3 separate regions of the Mus musculus genome follow, and all the other regions are linked to region 1. Evidence: chromatin loops called from intact Hi-C (ENCODE). Cell type or tissue: left cerebral cortex. All regions are shown on one strand.

Region 1 (4,000 bases):
GTCTGAGTCAGAGTTTCAGTCTGTATCCCAGGGCTGGAACTAGAATTCCCTATGCCCAGGCTGGCTTCAAATTTATGCACTATCCTACTGCCTCAGCTGGGATTACAGGCAAGAGCCGCCTCCAGGGGTTCAAATGGAGACTGCTTTGATAGCTAAGAAAAACTCCACTTTATGTGAGGCACCCATTCTAAATTCCGAAAAGATAAGTTCCTAGCAACTCTGACTCCTTGCCCCTTCCCCATGAATTGGAAAACTGCTATGAAATGATTAACTGCTGGCTCTGATTTCTGCGAACTCCGCTCATCATTACGCACAGGGGGTGGGGGGTGGGGGTGAGGCAGTTCCTCACATAGCTGTCAATCCCACAGAAATGAAGTAATTGTAACTGCCCTTAAAAGCCCCTTTCCTGTTTTAGCTCACAGGAACTAAAGAGAGCGGCTGCTTAAGAAGAAAAACTCGGATAACTATAATTTAAACGGAGTCTCCGGTCTCTCCGAGTGACTTCGAACGCTGCAGCATTTATTTCTATGAAAGCATGGCATTCTTCTGTAAAGAGAACTAGCTTTCCTTGCATTTAAGGAGGCAAAGCAAGCACGAGTGGGTGGAGCCGACCGACACACAGATCTGGAACACCGTTGTCACACGGATATTTGTTCCATGAGTGTTTGGATCACTTTGGCCGGCTTTCCCCTGGAGTGGGCAAATTATATTCCTGGCTCCTTGCGTCTCTAGAAAAGTCTCCTCTTCAGTCCTCAAAGGTCGGCTTCATTCGGAACGCGACACTGCCACAGGAGTCACAGGGCTCCGCAAAGCTCAGCTCTGGTGGAAAAAAAAAAAAAGTCGCCACCGGGCCGGAGCATGCGCAGAACAGCCGGCGGCGGCCACCAAGAACCGGGAGGGGTCTCTTTCACAGAGGTCAAAGTCTGGAAAACACTCGGCCGGCCTGGGCTCCGCAGGCGTCACATCGGAGGAGAAACCAAACAAGCGGCAGCCGCATTTCCCCCTCCCCTACAACACATTTCCGGTCTCAACCACACTTTCCGGTCCGCCCGCCGGTTCCGGTCCCGCCCCTCGCTTCCGGTCTCCTTAGGTTCCGCTGCGGCCGGCTTTTTCGTCCGCTGTAGCTGGTTCCGCCGCGCTCCAGGTGAGAGGACGCGGGGTTCTCCGGCGCGCCTGCCTGTGAAGGCGACGCTGCGGCCGGGGGATGCCACTGAACTGCATGCGCCCCGTGGTTTGTCTCGCTGCGGTCCGGGTGGGCTGGGACTGCAGCTGTCCCGCCTGGCCCCCAGAGGCCCCTGTCCCGGCGCACTGCGGGTCGTGGCCGCAGCCTTCGCATCCGGCCTTCTCACCTGACCCCAAGGCTTCCCACGTCCCAGAATGTTCTGCGTCCGCGGGCCTCGTCCCCCGCTCCTGCAGGGTCTGTCTTGTCCTCCCCTCACGCGGGTTGTCGAAGGCGTCCGAGGCAGCTTGTTTCTGAGACTCTGCCTGTCTTGGGATACTCCCGGGGCAGTCCGGGCTGCACCCCGCGCGGCTCCTGCGGGCCGGCGCCAGGGCCCGCGGCCCAGCACCGCACGCTCACTCTTGCCGGGCTGGATGAAAAGTTCACACTGTCACTTTTGAAATTGCCGCCGTTGGCTGCTTTTCGTGATGCGGTGTTGGGCGAGAGTCGCTGTGACTTATTTTGCAGGTTTCTAATCTGTACAGTGAGGTCGCTTGTTAGTCCAGGATTGTGAAGATTAAGATAGCGATAGTTAACGTGCTCAGCCCTCACTGCTACCGTTCTCCTAGCTCCTCGCGGCTTATCAAATGCTGTCAGGTGTTAGCGCTTATCAAAACACATACATGTGAACTGACTCATCTCTGGGTTTGGAAGGCTGAGGGCTAGAGAGGTAAGAGACTAGGCAAACCCAACACAGGATGTTAGGCAGAACTCCAGTATAAACATACGTTGATTACATATCCCATAAAAATGTCCTCTTTGAGTTGGATCGCCATCACCACCCACTCCCACCCCCCAATTTGGGGGACAAATGTGATAAACCATTAGCATTGTATGAGAAAGTATAAAAATGCCCATGCTTTTTTTGTCCTGCATGATTCTCAGTAGTGATGAAATGAGATTCAAAAATTAAAAAAAGTTTTAAGAACTTAAGCTGGAAAGGTTTGTATAACCTTTTTTTTTTTTCTATGCCCAGAGTCTTGGGGCATTTGACAACTTGTCTTTACCATTTGTAGCACAAGTTCTTTATGAAGTAGTGCCTGTTGTTAAGTGCATGGGGCCCATGCCATTGGCAGGTTTTTCTAAAGCCGGTAACAGAAGAGCCTAGAGGAGTAGCATGCTCAGCCTCTACCACCTCAGAGGTGGTAGAAAAAGACTGGTTAAAGTGGACATTGTTAGGTCTCTTTCCTTATTCTGATGATACTTCCAAGAAGTCTTCATCAAATTTAAGTCAGTGGTATTGGTTGAGAACCACTGGTCAAAAAACTCTCATGGTCTCCAGACTACCCTGCCCGTCCAAGCACCGGTTAGCTCAGCTCAGCTCAGCTCAGCTCAGCTCAGCTCAGCACAGCTAGAAGCCTTCCTAGCTCTTACGAACAATCATTCCTGTTTCTGTGTCTTACAGATTTCAAATTGACCCACATGCCTTTTTAGCCAAGGTCATAAAACTTCTTAGGGCAGATTCTGCCTAACGTGGCATCGTTGCCCTAAGTTAGCATGCTTGCAGGTTTTCTGCAGAACATTAACATATGAGTAAGTAGGTCTAAGTGGGACTCTAAAGGGAAACGGACAGGGAAGCCAATGTGAATATGGATTTGGTACGCTTTTCGAAGCACAGTAATAGATTTCTACATTAAGTCTTTGCAGATTGTTAATTAAAATTTACCTTCTCTCAGAATTGGTTGTGATGCTTACGATCACATGATCAAATACTTCATCACCCACGCGAAAGCGCTGCAAAAAAACGCCAGTGCTCTGAGATTCGGGAACTCAGTGCTCTGACCTATGAAGGAAGTGAGGTTATAAGTGTTGACAGCTTAATGGGACAAGCAACCTGTGTTTAGTTGTTAGGGAGAATAGCAGCTGCCATGTAACATTTCTGTGGTTGGATCTGTATGAGCGCATTAAAAAAAAAAAAACCCTACAGTTTGATGCTTTGACTCCTGTAGATGGACTCTGAGTTAGACAGCTGTGACATACTGGATTTAGGATGTGGTGAGATTTAGTCAGGGAACCAACACCAGTTTTGTGCATGTGAGTAGATTATGTAGCTGTTTCTTTTTCTTTTTTAAAAATTAGATATGTTCTTTATTTACATTCCAAATGTTCTCCCCTTTCCTAGTTTTCCCTCCAAAAATTAACTATCCCCTTACCCTGCTCACCAACCCACCCAGTCCCGCTTCCTGGCCCTGGCATTCCCCTATACTGGGGCATAGAGCCTTCACAGGACCAAGGGCCTCTCCTCCTATTGATGACTGACTAGGCCATCCACTGCTACATATGCAGCTAGAGCCATGAGTCCCACCACGTGTTTTCTTTGATTGGTGGTTTAATCCCAGGAAACACTGGGAGTACTGGTTAGTTAACATTGTTCCTCCTATGGGGCTGCAAACCCCTTCAGCTCCTTCATTAGGGACCCTGTGCTCTTTCCAATGGATGGCTGTGAGCAACCACTTCTATATTAGTCAGGCACTGGCAGAGTCTCTCAGGAGACAGGTATATCAGGCTCCTGTCAGCTGGGGAACAAAATGCCTATGGAAGGAGTTACAGAGACAAAGTTCGAAGCAGAGACGGAAGAAATGACTATCCAGAGACTTCCCTACCTGGGGATCCATCCCATAAACAACCACCACACCCAGACACTATTGCAGATGTAGCTGTTTTCGTAATGGCAAAGAGGGATATTCTTATCAGACACTTTAATTACATGAGATGATCTTCATACATCTGGTCAGTTCATAAAACATAAAACACATAGTGGTGTATAATCTGGGACTGCCT
Region 2 (4,000 bases), 66 kb before region 1:
GACAACGGTCCACTTGAGGACCCCTCCCCAGCAGCAGCTTTTGCGTAAGGGCAGCCGGGGTCCCAGGTGGCTCACAGTGATGTCTGGGGACATGTTTTGGCTGTGGTACTGCTCGGGAGGAGGTGCTGCCGCAGCCAGTGAGGAGAAGTGCAGTCACTACAACAGAGATTGAACAGGGCTAAAATGCTCGGTTCCCAGAACAGAGACTCCCCGATCTACAGCTCGCTGTAGAGTCCGAGCTATTTGTTTCTATTTTACATATAAATTCTTGGGACTGTTTTATATTTGAAAGCAAACTTCCATGCCCATCCAGACAGAATAAAACTCATATACTTTCCCTCTTTTGAAAGCCCTTCCTGGTGGGAACTTAATTAAGGGCATATGTAAAATTGTTATATTAATTCATAAATCAAGAGTTAAAAATACTAAAGTTTAACAGGTTTTTTGTTTGCTTGGTTTTGTTTTTGACAAAAGACACGTAATTATTCATGACCATAAGCTCACAAGAACATATATGGTTTCATTCTGGACTGTCTCCACTTTAAAGCAGTAATCATTTGGGGATTTATATCAACTATACCACTGCATGTGAAGAGCAGAGTTCTACAATTTTTAAAAATCAAGGAAGATAATATTTTAAAATTTTAACCAAGTTCAACTAGAATACTACCAATAAATATTTTTTATTACGCTCATGACTGCTGGAATGCCTCCCTAGGGAAAGGTGCTTGCCACCAAGCTTGACAATCTGAGTTCGAATCCAGATGGTGGAAAGAGAGGATCAACTTCCAAGTTGTGATATGATCTCTACATGTACATCATAGTCTCACACACACACACACACACACACACACACACACACAAATGGGAAGATTTTAAAGCATTTGTATTGCACTGAGTGAAGTCACAGAGGTTTAAATATTTAACTCTCCTATACTACAAACTCTGTGTACAGTTAAATTTCAAACAAGATTTTACTCACAGATAATTTTCAGCATGACATAAATAATTACAACCACAACAAAAGACAGAAACCCAGCTTTCCAAGTGTTGATAAATTTTCAACTTGGTAAATTAATATCAATAAATATCTTCCATGGCCAGTTTCTGAAGTAGCAATTTAATTATTGAAACTGCCCAAATACTGACTCTCCAGGAGCACTGCACTGTCATGTCCCTTTGGGGCTCAGCCATCTCTCCAGTCCAGACACTGTGCCTTCTTATAGCAGTGAAGGAGGCAGCTTATCTAGTAAACTATCTGGTAGGGACCCTGTGTCCAGAACATACACAGGCTTTCCAGACTCACTAATAGTAACGACAATCCAATCAAAGCAACTGGCAAAGGGGCTGAGTAAATATTTTTTCCAGATAAGATTTGCACTTGGTAAATGAAGAGATGTTCAACATCATTAGCCAAGAGAAAAAGAATAAGGAACTGCCACCTCACACGCGTGGCGAAGATGCCACAGTGAAATGTTTGTTGGCAAGGGTGAGGAGAAACTGAGACTGACAGGATCGAAGGACAGTGGAGTCACTTAAAAAGAAACAGTTCCCCAAAAGGCTCAATATAGAGACTGTACAGTTTAGTTATCCTGCTCCAAGGTAGGTAGTGCCCAAGAGAAGTAAAGACGTATACCCGCACACAAGCCAGCACCCAGAAGTCCACAGTGTAATAGCTTCAAAGCAGACATTACCTCAGTGCCCATGCATGGGTGCATAGCAGGGAACAAACTGCACCAAAGCTACCCAGTGGGCATTACTGGACAGAAAAAGTACTGGGGCTACAGCTCACTAGGTTGCATGCACATCATTGCTTTAAAAACAGAACAAACAAACAAAAAAAAAAAGGGAGGCGGGAAAGAGGGATGGGTAAGAATCAGGAAAAGCAGCCAAAATACTTCAGTATCAACCAATGTCTTAAACCTCGGCACCAAAGGCCACGCTTGTACAGTTCAAGATAAATTAATCAAAAACAGACAAAACAACGGCTAGGGAGATGAGATCACTTGCCACGAAAGCCTGAGGATCAAAACTGGAATCTCCAACACCCACATAAAAATGTAGACATGGCTGTGCATGTCTTGCAATCCTAGCAACGCAGGGGTGGAGACAAGCCGTTTCCAGCTCACCAGCCGGCCAGCCTAGCTGAGCAATGGGTTCAGCGACTCAAGGCAGAGTGTTAGATCTGGATACCCAGTGCCTTGGTCTCTGCTCACATAGACAACTACATTGCGGGGAGCAGGGGAGCAGATGGCAGCCTGGGAATGGTCAAGGGACTTAAGGGAAATGAGGATGAAGATCTCTTAGGGCAGTGGTTCTCAACCTTTGGGTCACAACCCCTTCAGGGGTTAAATGACCCTTTCACAGGGGTTGCATATCAAATAGCCTATATATCATATATTTCTATTAGAATTTATAACAGTAGCAAAACTAGTTGTAAAGTGGTAACAAAATAATTTTATGGTTGGGGTCATCACAGCATGAGGAACTATATTAAAGGGTCACAGCATGAGGAAAGTTGGGAAGCACTGTCTTAGGAGGGACTAGAAAACTCTAATATCTAGTGTGACCATAGTTTACACAGCTCTGCAAAAGCACTAAGAGACACTGAACTGAACTGGAGACTGTAAAGGGCTGTGTAAACCTTGTGTGAAGCCACGAGAAACAAAATGTAAAAGCATTGTTAAATTTGGTTATTAAGGGGACATTATAAATATTGGAAAGTATTACGTGACCTGCAATTTTAATGTGTCACTATTTTTGAAGTACAAACATCAACATTTGTATCTTAAAATACAGTGTGTTCAAACATCAGTGTTTGTTAAATGTGACATGTCACAAATAATTCGAGGGCAGTACATCTTTGCTGACCGTTAACAAGAAAAGGAAAGACAGTGAATTAGTGATGGGAAACACTAGGATACGTCCTGTCTTCAAAGTTATCACAAAGTGAGTTCCAGGACAGTCAGGGCTACAGAGAAAACCTGTCTCGAAAACAAACAAACAAAAAACAAAACAAAACAAAACAAACAAAAAAGTTATCCCACATTAACACTCTAAAGCAGGTACTGTCCATGCCTTCCAAGCAGAGGCTTGCTACAGCACCATACTCACTGAGCTGACAAACTTGCTGCTACAATTCTCTTTCCATTGATCATGTCCCTCCCTAGGAGAAGCAAAGTCAAATAGGGGCCGCCCCTCCCTGAGGTTCTCCTGTCCGAAATTCCTTCTGCAGATCCTCAAGTGACATGAACTGGGACAGGAAACTGTTCTTGCCCACTATAAAATATTCAAATTCTTTGTTAGTATTTTATATGTTTTGGCTTTCTAATGATGAACCATTTAAAATAAAACCCTTATGCTAAACTAAACAGTTCCAATGGTCACACCCTAAATGGGCTTCTCTTTATGCCCTTGAAGCTGTTCTAGGTCCCCCCATTTTCCTTACATAAAAGGACTTTGCCCCACTTAGAAACGGGTGGATAGGCAATAATGGAAGACAGAATTTCATGTTTTGGGTTGTCACTACACCATTAAACCACATGGAAATGCCCAGGATTTCCACCCAGGATTATGATTGTAATAAAAATAGCAGTTTGGATAGCTTGACCTTGAATTTTGAGGTTTTCTTGATTATCCTCTCTGACAGGCCAGGCTCATGGCTGTGCCCTGGAATGCTTACCATAATAGCACAAGAAACCGTCACTAAACACAACCATGGTGCAGCTTAACAGAACGTTAGTGGAACTTTTAACAAGCCTTTACTGTCTGCCAGAACTGTGCTGAGAAACTCAGAGCCCATTTCCTCTTACCGCAGGCAGTCCTGTCAGATTGCCATCACCGGCTCTTGAGGTGAGGACACTAAGTCTTGTCTTTCTGGCGCACGCCAACTGTGAAGCAGTGAGTTATGAAACCGGAGAGTTAAATGTATCTATCACCCAGCCACCCAGCCTTCCACCTACAAACGCACGCACTACATGGCTCTGAGGTGTCTAGTCAC
Region 3 (4,000 bases), 91 kb before region 1:
AGTGATGTGACACCGACAAAGAGGACTCTCGGACCCCACCCAGGAGAGCAGACATGGCAGGAGGGTGGCACAAGCTGACTGTGCCAAACTTGGTTTTCCCGGGGTGGCCCTGAGGACTGTGAGGCTACAAAAGACAGAGTCCAGTTCAGGAGCACAGAGAAGGATGGACAGGGACAGGGACAGGCCCGGGGCCATACTCCTTCTCAGTGCACTCAAGGGTTACTAACATACAAAAAGTGTTCTCAGAACTCGTTTAAAGAGTGGAAGCTTTATGTTGCTATGAGAAATCATGGTAGTTTTATAAACACACACAAACACCCACCCACAGCATCTGCACTCCCATGCAGCCCTAAAAGCATTTCTGCATATACACTGCCACTATCTATGGCTGGCTGCCACCAGCCTACACTCCCAGTGAGTTTACTCGGGGCCTGGTTGCAGCTGTTGCCAGGTAACTTTGTCTACACCTCCAGGAGTGCAGCTTAGTGCTAAATGCTGCAACTCAGTCCCCCTGACAGTCCCCAGGTGACTGGGGACCAAACTCACTATGTTCCCAAGATGACATATCTTTCACTTGTACTACAGGGTAACCATCATCTCGGTCTGGGGCCAGAGCTGTATGGATGGCAGGCAGTCTGTCTACCCTCAATAGGACCCTTCCGCCTGCTTCTACCACCACTTTCCGAACCCCACAGGACTGAAAGTCTCTGATAGAGAGCAGCATTCTGTCACCCACCATGAAGTCTGGATGCTTCTTCCCCACCCAGAAGATATTAAGAAGAGTCAAAATCTTGGCACAGCACTTTTCTGAAGTTGCTGACTCCTGGTTGCTAGGATATATTTAATCACACATACACATGAACACTGTGTCTGTGTGTGTAGTCAGTAATAATATAAAATACACCTAACCTGTTTTTCCTTTATTTATGGGTGAGCAATAATGTTGGAAACAATAATAATTAGAACTTGAAAGACTATATTAAAACTGAACTTAGAACTAAAATGGATATGTTTATATCAGGGCTTTATTACTCTAATCTATGAGCCCCATTATCCCTTTCCAATCCAGAGATTAATTGTGCCCGGAAATTTACACTGTGACTGGTGCATGCTGCGGCCCCGAGGTCTACCCCGCCTGACCTATCAGCAGACTCCCCCTGAGCAGGTCACCTGGTAACAGATGGCGCAGATGTCGTTGTGTTTCTCCAGCTGCTCCTGCGTCGCGACAGGGAGAGACTTAATCTTATTCACAGCGTCCCTGCGCAGAAGGAAACTCTTCCAGCCCAGCTGGGCACGAAGCCACACGTTGTAGTAGGAATGGATGAAGATGATCATGGAGCCCATCACAGTCCACTCTCCAAAGATGGTCTCTGAGACGCCGTAGGCCACCACACAGAGGGCCACAACAAACTCCAGCAGACGATAAGTGCCATTCACGTAGTAGATGACGTCATCCATGTTTTCCACGGGCTCTTTGCGGAATTCCTCAACCATAAATAAGACGTAAATAAAAAGTGTTCCCAGAACCTGGGGAGGGAAGAGTATGTATATTAAGATAAATGTGATCATAAGAAAAGCATTCTCCCTGAGTTTAAAATAATAACACATGAACTCTTGGTACCCACTGAAGGCTGTGTGTGGGTGACAGTGACCAGTTACTGAGAGAGCAGACGCTGCACCTTCAGAAGCAGTGTTCAGTCTCCTCAGGCCCACCCGACCTTCCTCATTCCTCATCCGTCCAGTCCTTGTCTCTCAAAACACTTCACCTCTACAAGGAACAGGGCTGAAAGCATCGTTTCCAGAACCACATTTCCTGTCACCTCTTACTGGCCAGGCAGCAGAGACCTCTGCAAAAAAGCTTGCTGCATCCTGGTGATGTTGTTCATACATATGAAACACATGTCTGTCTGTGTGGCACATACATTAGCTATGTATGTTTATGGCACACATCATGCATGTGCATATGTGAGTTGTATAGATTTATATTACAAGGGTATTTTGAGTAGACATTTACTTTGAAAAGCCCATTCTAAACAAGCTCTAAGATATTTCAGTGTTATGGTTTTTTGGCAATTTAAAAAAGAACGTTACCATTTTGAAAAAACAAACAAACAAACATGTGCAAGTCTTAATTACATTTTCTGTTGTTGCTGCTTTGCTTTGTTTTGCCTGTCTTTGTGCACTTTTTGCCATGATGGCTTTAAAAATAAAGGAGGAGGCCTCTAGGCTCTCCCTCCCACAGCCAAGAAAGTAGGCAGTGATGGAAGGCAACCCCAACAGCCTGGAAAAGAAAGCTTGCCCAGGAGGCACAAGCTTGGGTGCTCTGCCACCACTAAGCTCCCTGAGCCAGAGCGGAGTCAGCCATGAAGACTAAAGAAGGCACAGTGCACTGTGTTCCCCGCCAACCCGTGGATGTCAGGGCCAACAAACCCCAGAGCAAACCGCCCGAGAAAACCTCCTCCGCCCTGCTCAGTCTGGACAGGGAGAAGGCACGTGTGTAGCGGGCTCATGATTGTGATGATGTGGATTTTGCCAACAAAACTGGGATCACCTAAACTCAGTCCAGATGGCTAATTCTAAATACTTTTTTCACCATAATAAAAGTAAAGCCAAAGGCTTTTTGTCATCACCACAAATGGAACACCACCCGGGTTAAGTAACGTTTACTAAAACTAGTATCTTCATGACATGCAAGTCTCATACTTGCAATCATGAAGACAGTTTTGACCACATGACAGTTTCGCATTTTCATATCACACTTCATCAGTATGCAGGATGCTCTAATAAAGAACGCAGAGTGGCAGGAGCCCGAAGCCACTCACTCATCTCAGAACACAGGCCACCAGGGGCACAGCGTCACTGTGAGGCTCACCTGGAGAGAGGTAAGGATGCTGCTGGAGATGATGATGAGAAGCCAGAAGTCCATGTGGAAGAACTGGCAAATCATGTAGGCCATATACGCAGGGAACACGAGGAGGAACAAGCAGAGGCTCACAGCACGGAAGTGTTTCCACAAACTCCTGGACAAGGCACAAGAGTCTTACAGTCAAGCCGTTCACAAACTGATTCCTCACCACGGCGGTGAGGGCACAACAGCGGTTCCTTAGTTCTGGAGTCACTTGTGGTGGGTTAGGTTTTCTCATGGCTTTTCCGTTCACTATAGCTACCAGTGTCCTTCTATAAACCACTAAGGGTGGAGCATACAGGGTCGGGGCACCCAGTGGTCTACTTTTGTTTTCCTCCCACAGCCAAGAGGGAACCCTGCTTTAGCGAATGCTGCTCCAACCACAAGTAATGCTAGCAGAGACACCAACTCCAGCAATAGCCCAGACCCTCAGGCAAGGCTCTGAGTCAGCTTCTGGTGGCGAAGGACCAAAAGTGAGCCTGACACAGCACCCTGAAGGGATGCAGAACCATACCAGTTCTTATGGAGCAATCGGGATCTTTCTCATCAGCTTTTATAAACGTTCTATAGTGTTCTAGCACACCCATCAATATGCAAAATTACTTAATGTACTCTTTAAAAGACACTTTCAGAATCAGCAGATATGAAGTATAGCCAAGTGCAGGTAGCAGTGTGCACGGGCTCTCCACCTGACAGGCTTTATGGAGAAACCGCCAACTTGAAATCTAGCCCCAGTAACTGGGATTCACTACACTCACTGAGACTGACACACGGCCAGGAGCTGGAGGCACAGGAAACTGACTTTTTCAGCCACGGTACCTTCTCAGAGGACGTTACGAAAGGTTTGCCCAAGCGGACTATGGGGCACTCAAGCAAAGCTGAACAGCTGTAATTATAAGCTAATTTAAGAATTATCTCACAAATCTGCTCTCACAATTCTACCTCCCAAGAGACTACTTCCTCCATGCAACAAATTCAGAACCAAATTCTAGAACCAACCATCAAAATATGAGGGAAAGCTGGGGGGAAAATGGTGACAGTGAATTGTAACCAGTTTTATCTGGGATCTCTTGTATGAACTACGAACCAAAATAG

What was found. Peaks named below come from ENCODE experiments on the same cell type or tissue, not always from the same donor. Only the 100,000 strongest peaks of a DNase experiment are listed, where the experiment ranks them.
Region 2: a loop joins it to region 1, with 2.6 times the contacts of the local background. A loop is called at or near these places in 6 of 42 quality-filtered maps.
Region 3: it touches region 1 in a loop (3-fold over the local background); 9 of 42 quality-filtered maps call a loop at or near these places.

The regions. Positions count from the first base shown.
Region 1 is chr11:44,467,572-44,471,571 of GRCm38, reverse strand. Ublcp1 (ubiquitin-like domain containing CTD phosphatase 1) reads left to right here and starts at 1,024. Exons shown (of 11, transcript NM_024475.5): 1 at 1,024-1,144. In left cerebral cortex, no CTCF peak of the experiment used is centred here; DNase peaks (open chromatin) are centred at 127, 653, 1,009 and 1,577; H3K4me3 peaks cover 2,098 bases; H3K27ac peaks cover 1,856 bases.
Region 2 is chr11:44,533,273-44,537,272 of GRCm38, reverse strand. The region is part of intron 3 of Rnf145 (ring finger protein 145); the gene reads right to left. Gm51891 (a long non-coding RNA gene) reads right to left here. Exons shown (of 2, transcript XR_003949666.1): 2 at 1-3,890. Among named protein-coding and RNA genes, the nearest start is that of Gm51891, 3.9 kb to the right of the region's middle. In left cerebral cortex, no CTCF peak of the experiment used is centred here; DNase peaks (open chromatin) are centred at 2,102 and 3,826.
Region 3 is chr11:44,558,992-44,562,991 of GRCm38, reverse strand. It overlaps Rnf145 (ring finger protein 145), which reads right to left. Exons shown (of 11, transcript NM_028862.4): 9 at 2,873-3,020; 10 at 1,171-1,527. Among named protein-coding and RNA genes, the nearest start is that of 4930597A21Rik, 25 kb to the left of the region's middle. In left cerebral cortex, no CTCF peak of the experiment used is centred here; DNase peaks (open chromatin) are centred at 18, 370 and 2,407.